Linked DNA regions of Homo sapiens: region 2 is linked to region 1. Evidence: chromatin loops called from intact Hi-C (ENCODE). Cell type or tissue: IMR-90. All regions are shown on one strand. Each heading gives the region's core, and the rest is flanking DNA. Links, peaks and the distances in the headings are about the cores only. Region 1 overlaps BMPER (BMP binding endothelial regulator). Region 2 overlaps BMPER (BMP binding endothelial regulator).

The links. Peaks named below come from ENCODE experiments on the same cell type or tissue, not always from the same donor. Only the 100,000 strongest peaks of a DNase experiment are listed, where the experiment ranks them.
Region 2: it touches region 1 in a loop (4-fold over the local background); 6 of 110 quality-filtered maps call a loop at or near these places.

Annotation. Positions count from the first base shown.
Region 1 is chr7:33,986,137-33,989,065 of GRCh38, forward strand. All of the region lies in intron 6 of BMPER (BMP binding endothelial regulator), which reads left to right. Among named protein-coding and RNA genes, the nearest start is that of BMPER, 82 kb to the left of the region's middle. In IMR-90, for the core only: no CTCF peak of the experiment used is centred there; DNase peaks (open chromatin) are centred at 905 and 1,315; H3K27ac peaks cover 1,214 bases.
Region 2 is chr7:34,059,772-34,062,700 of GRCh38, forward strand. It overlaps BMPER (BMP binding endothelial regulator), which reads left to right. Exons shown (of 15, transcript NM_001365308.1): 11 at 2,231-2,276. Among named protein-coding and RNA genes, the nearest start is that of BMPER, 160 kb to the left of the region's middle. RefSeq lists enhancers at 1-628, 1-195. In IMR-90, for the core only: no CTCF peak of the experiment used is centred there; DNase peaks (open chromatin) are centred at 980 and 1,580; H3K27ac peaks cover 1,166 bases.

The DNA.
Region 1 (2,929 bases), core at 300-2,799:
TCTTTTGAGTTTCTATAGTGCTTCCTCTCATACTCATGGCTCTGCAGCCTCCTAACCTCCCTAGTCTTCTCTCTTTCCTTCTTGGCTCAGAAAGAGAACTATCCAGAATCCCCCTACTCTCCAAGTCTGGTTCTCATTTGGGCTCCTCTGCCCATCTCTTTCTACTTTTCCTAGGATGTTGTTCTGGGTTTCAAATTTTAAAGTCCTAGTAGACAGGGATAATGTACCTCACAGCTTGAGTACAGTGTCTTACACATAGGAAACAGTGAATATTTGGCTAAATAACTAGTCTTATAGCTGTTGATTTGAGTATCCATGTTCTTGAAAATGAGTTATACAATCTAGAACTTTTCTACCTTCCTACTTTGGTCTTGATGCCCATCTTGAAGGCAGTAGGAAAATATTCATGGTTTTAATGAGCATGGTTACATGAAAGATTCATGATAAATCTGTAGAGGAAGAGGCTCCAACCACAACCATTGCAAAAAGCTGGTAAGGAGACTTAAGAGTAGCTGTGTGAAGAGGATGGAACGGGGGGTGAGCTCAGGGGACAGCAAGTCTAAGAATGTATCATTCTGTGTTGTGGGAGGACGAGAATGGAAATATTCATTAATGAAAATAAAAGAAATATCCTTTTTAGTCAACAAAATAGGATAAAATATTAGTCTCAGAGTACTTTAGGACATTTCCAGAACTTTCTGATCTTTTTGTCCATTATTAGCCAGATAACTTCATTTAAAAAACCAGTTTGGTACCTCTGGGCCTGCGGCTTTCCCTGCTCCTTTGTTTGTTTGTGCTTCGTGGCTCCCCTCCCCTCCTGTGCCCTTCTGTTCCATCTCCTTCCCCGCCTGCTTCCACTTCCCTGTCCCTGGTCCTACTTGAGCTTCCCCTCTTCCATTCCCATCAGGCGCTCTGCACGATAGCCTGGTATTAGTAAAGTACCATGAGTCATTTTCATTGCTATCTTGGTCTCTCCTCAAATAACTATCCCAGAATTTTGCACACACTAGATATTCAGGAAATATCTTTTGAATGAATTGATTACACATTCTGGCACCTTTTAAATGTCATTCAAATGTTCGATTTGGAGGGTGGCAGTGCTCCTGTGGGCCTGTGAATGGCTTCAATTACCACCATTCCCTCAGAGTGGAATTTTAAATGGTACCACTTGTTTGGTGTGTGAGCCGCGATGTGTTTGCATCTCAGGGAGCCACAATCCTCTCTGAAGATTGGAGGATGCTGAACCACAAACACACAAGGAGAAGAGTACTTCCTCTGCACCATCCAACATTCCCTTCTCAAGCCCATCTCTGAGCCTACACTGAGTCATACGCAGTGACTCATCCTTCTGAAATCCACCTAAGATCTCGAGCTGTGGTTTAGAAGAGCCAACTTGAAATACTGAGCAGACTTTGTTGTTTGGAGAGGACACGGCCTCCTTGATCTGGGTGCACCTTCCATATAAGGGGCCCCATGGCAGGTATAAGTGACCAGGAGTCAGCTCCAGTGTCAAACATGTCTATCACAGAATCCTACTACTTTTTTTTTTTCCTCTTGTGCCTCTCTTCTGTTCTCTGTGATACACAGAGTCAGACAATGTGATCATGATTAACCACATTATGTTCCAGATGTTAAATTACAAAACTATGTGAGGACTTCTTAAACCTCTGACTATTGCTAGAATTAAACAGCAGAAAAAAACTTGATATTCATAATGAATAAAAAGGAAAACTATAGTTTATCCATGCCATTCTCTTTAGGCAAAAGGAGGAGGTACCAGTTTCATTTCTGACTTGATTAGATATAAATGTGTAATGTAGTCAAGCGTTAACAAAAGCAGTTACTCATTATGAAGGAGTATCTTTTGGTCATATTTTAAGAACTAACATTTAATAATAGAAAAGTTACTTTTTAATTTCAAAACGAATATGAAAAATTACTCTCACTACATTATTCATACTGATATATATCTTAATTTTTTTCATGCTGTCATTTTATTAAACAAGTGTTTAGTGTCCTTTCACATATTGGATTATAGGGCTGTGTTGACTTTAGGGATCTTTTCCCCACCAGTTGGGGTGATGAATGTGATTGGCAAATGCTAGGAGTGACTCTTTTTTGACATTGATGGGAAATGCATTTCTTTTCAGTGTCAAGTTCAACAACAGGAGAGGGAGGGGACTCTTGAGAATTTTGGATTTTGTTATTAGGTTTTCAGCATCCATAATATTCATAAACAATAGACACAGCTGTCTTTAATAACTAAGCCCACTAACTGAATGGACAGAACATATGCCCAGAAAAACATCAGATTGTAAGAGAATTTTTTTTTCCAACACAGAAATTTTCAGAGATTGAAGCAAGATTTCATTTATAACCAAACTGTGTGTTTATCTCAAACTTCTATCATTAAGTAAAATAATTTGACCAAGGTCTAGGAAAAATGCAGTGAAGTGTTTGGTATTTTTATTTTTTTTTAATTATTTTTTTAATTATACTTTAAGTTTTAGGGTACACGTGCACATTGTGCAGGTTAGTCACATATGTATACATGTGCCATGCTGGTGCGCTGTACCCACTAACTCGTCATCTAGCATTACGTATATCTCCCGATGCTATCCCTCCCCCCTCCCCCCACCCCACAACAGTCCCCAGAGTGTGATATTCCCCTTTCTGTGTCCATGTGATCTCATTGTTCAGTTCCCACCTATGAGTGAGAATATGCGGTGTTTGGTTTTTTGTTCTCGCGATAGTTTACTGAGAATGATGATTTCCAATTTCATCCATGTCCCTACAAAGGACATGAACTCATCATTTTTTATGGCTGCATAGTATTCCATGGTGTATATGTGCCACATTTTCTTAAACCAGTCTATCATTGTTGGACATTTGGGTTGGTTCCAAGTCTTTGCTATTGTGAATAATGCCG
Region 2 (2,929 bases), core at 307-2,806, 74 kb after region 1:
GAGGAGCTTGTATTCCCTGCTCTGTCTTTCCTGGCTACTGCATATTCTCTTTTTCCAGATGTAAATGTTTCTTGTGGAAGAAGGGTTTTATGATTGGATTCCTTGTCAATCCTGCCTCTCCTCCCCCATCCTGCAACTCCCCCAGAGGCAAAGGAGTGCCATTTGTGAGAAGGGCTATGAGGGCTGAAGTGGGGACTGGGTCATCAGGACACTGTCATCTCTCCATCTCTAATACGTACTGAGATTTTATAGTGACAACACTAATCTCATTTAATGCTAACATCACCCCTCTGAGGTGGGTGGTATTTCTAGACCCTGCTTATGGAAGAGCCTGCAGCATGACCAGAGTCTTACGGCTAATTGCATATTACACAGGTGCTCTGACTTTACAGCTTGTACCTGATTTATTCCCCCATCTAATTTAGTGATATCATCACTGCCACTTTCATTTTCTGAAGACGAGAGATGGAAGTTTCCACCGAGATGTGGATGTAGGGAATCGTAGTCACATTTGTTTGGAGTCTTGGCTTTAAGGTGGCTCTGCTGCATTGGGATAAAGCACCTTAATCCTCTTGGGGCCGTCATTCCCTGGGCCTGAGCTGACCTCATTTGGCTTCATCTGCAACTGCTTTCAGTCTTGAGAAACCAAAAGAGACCCCTGTGCCAAATTGCAATTGACAGCAGAGCTCTAGGCAATGAAAATATGTTGTGATGCCCCCACACTATGGGATGACTGGCTGGGGCTGAGTTTTAAGTCTCACTCAAAGTTGTCAAAGCCTTTAATGTATCATTTAGGCCTAGCTGATGCAAAAACAAATCAGACCTGATTAAAGATCTTCAATAATTAACCAGAATCCTTTAAGTCAATCTGATTCTTTCTTTTTGAGTACTTAAGCCTACTCTTGATGGAAATGACCAGTAGTGAGTGAGTGAATGAGCAGTGTGTGAGCCATGTGGCTTTGACATGAGCCTTGGCAACCTCTCCATGGTCTCTGTTTCCTTAGTTCCCTGTAAACAGGGGATAAGGACAACTGCATGTGGAGGGTTATTGTGAAATTTAAATGATAAAGTATGAGGAATGCATAGCACTCAGTCTAGTGTATAGCAGATAATAAATATTAAATTATATTCAAGAGAAAGGACTCAAGAGGACAAAACTGCAGTGGGAAGAAAATGTCCTTTAGGGTCAGACAAAATTAGGTTTGATTTTTGGTTCTACTACTCTTGTGTTGCATGACCTCAATTTCTTCACCTATAAAAAGGGAAATACTCAGCTCATAAGGTTCTTGTGCATCTTAATAACAGTGATTATAAAATCTCTAATGTTCATTAAATCTTAATAGGTCATAAGTATTAAATCCTTATCACTAACCCAATGTTATCACATAAGTAAAATATCGAATAAGATATTTGTTATATAGCAAGTGCTCCCTAAATGTTAAACTTCTTCTACATTTCTTTTTCTCTTTGATTAACCACTGAGTCAGAGATAAGACAACTGATTTTCTGATATGAGTCCTGAGAATACGTCACCTCCTTTAAATGTCATGCATTAAAAAACTCAAAAGTTGTGCAATGTAGGAAATTGCAGTGTATTTCCAGAAAGGTAATGAAGCATTACTCAGTGTTTCAAAATTCTCAGCTTCCTTGGCTTTGAGTGCATAACAGTGATTCAACATGGATAACATACCATTTTCTGAAACAAGAAATCTGACTGAATTTGATCTGTAGCACAGATATTGCCCATATCCATAGTGCTGATGATTCCTGAGCTTGGATTACAGTTTATTGTTTAAGCTTCTCCAACAAGCAAAGACAGAAAGAAGGTCTTGTAGGGTTCGCTAGGTTGACAGATAATTCTCATTTTTATGTGTGTGCCCTTGGTCTCTAAAGGGCTAGATTTGGGTATCAATGAAAAGGTTGAGTCCAGACTGTCTTCATCTTCCTTCCATGTGAGAAAAATCACACTAGTGAGCCCTTTAGGTATTATATTTCTTGGAGGATAAAAACAGGAAAGCTTGCTGAATGACTTTGCCTGGCCTTAGAACCTGATACTTGAAACTTCATTTTCACCATCTTCATCACCATCTGGGCATTGAGTTCAAATACAGCTTGGACTGATTTCATTGGTTTATCTTGTATTAGATTTTAAAAAGATATTTGTCCTCAGGAGACCCTGTTTTTTTTTTTTTTTAAACAGTAACTTTGTATTTGTTTTTCTTCTGATTAGGGCAAAATTCTCAACAGAAAAGGATGCTGTCCTATTTGCACTGAAAGTAAGTTTATTCCTTTGAAAATGTGCTATTAGTATTTGTTTTGCATTTTATAGTGCAACAAGAAAAATAGGGGTGTATGTTTCCCACACATTTTATTTTTGTAGGTATATATAGGATGGGATCATCTCACCTCCCTACAGTCACTTTAAGTCAATTGTAATTCTCCCACAGAAGTACAATGGAGACAAATATAGATACTTCCATCAGAATTTGTTGCTATGAGAAATTAAGAAGATAAATGGTTTGATTAGGTTTTAAAAAGGACCAGATAACTTAATGTGCATTTTAACTGCTAATAGCATTTGTAGTCATCGCGGTTAAGATAATGCTATCCGTAAAACCAAACATTATACAAAGTCTAGGAGGGGCTTTCCTTCTCCCATTATAAAGCCAAACAGCTGCACTTCCTGCTCCCTCACCCCACCCCCACCTCATCACCATGTCACCTGGGTGCATCCAGTCTTGCTGTTGGCAAAGAGAAAACAAGAAGTCATCGGGCTGATGGTTTTGCCATCCTATTATAGTCATGGGTCACTTAACAGGATGTGAAATGCCTTCTGAGAAATGCATCCTTAGGTGATTTTGTTGTTGTGTGAATATCATAGAGTGCACTTACACAAACCTAGATGGTATAACCTACTGCACACCTAGCC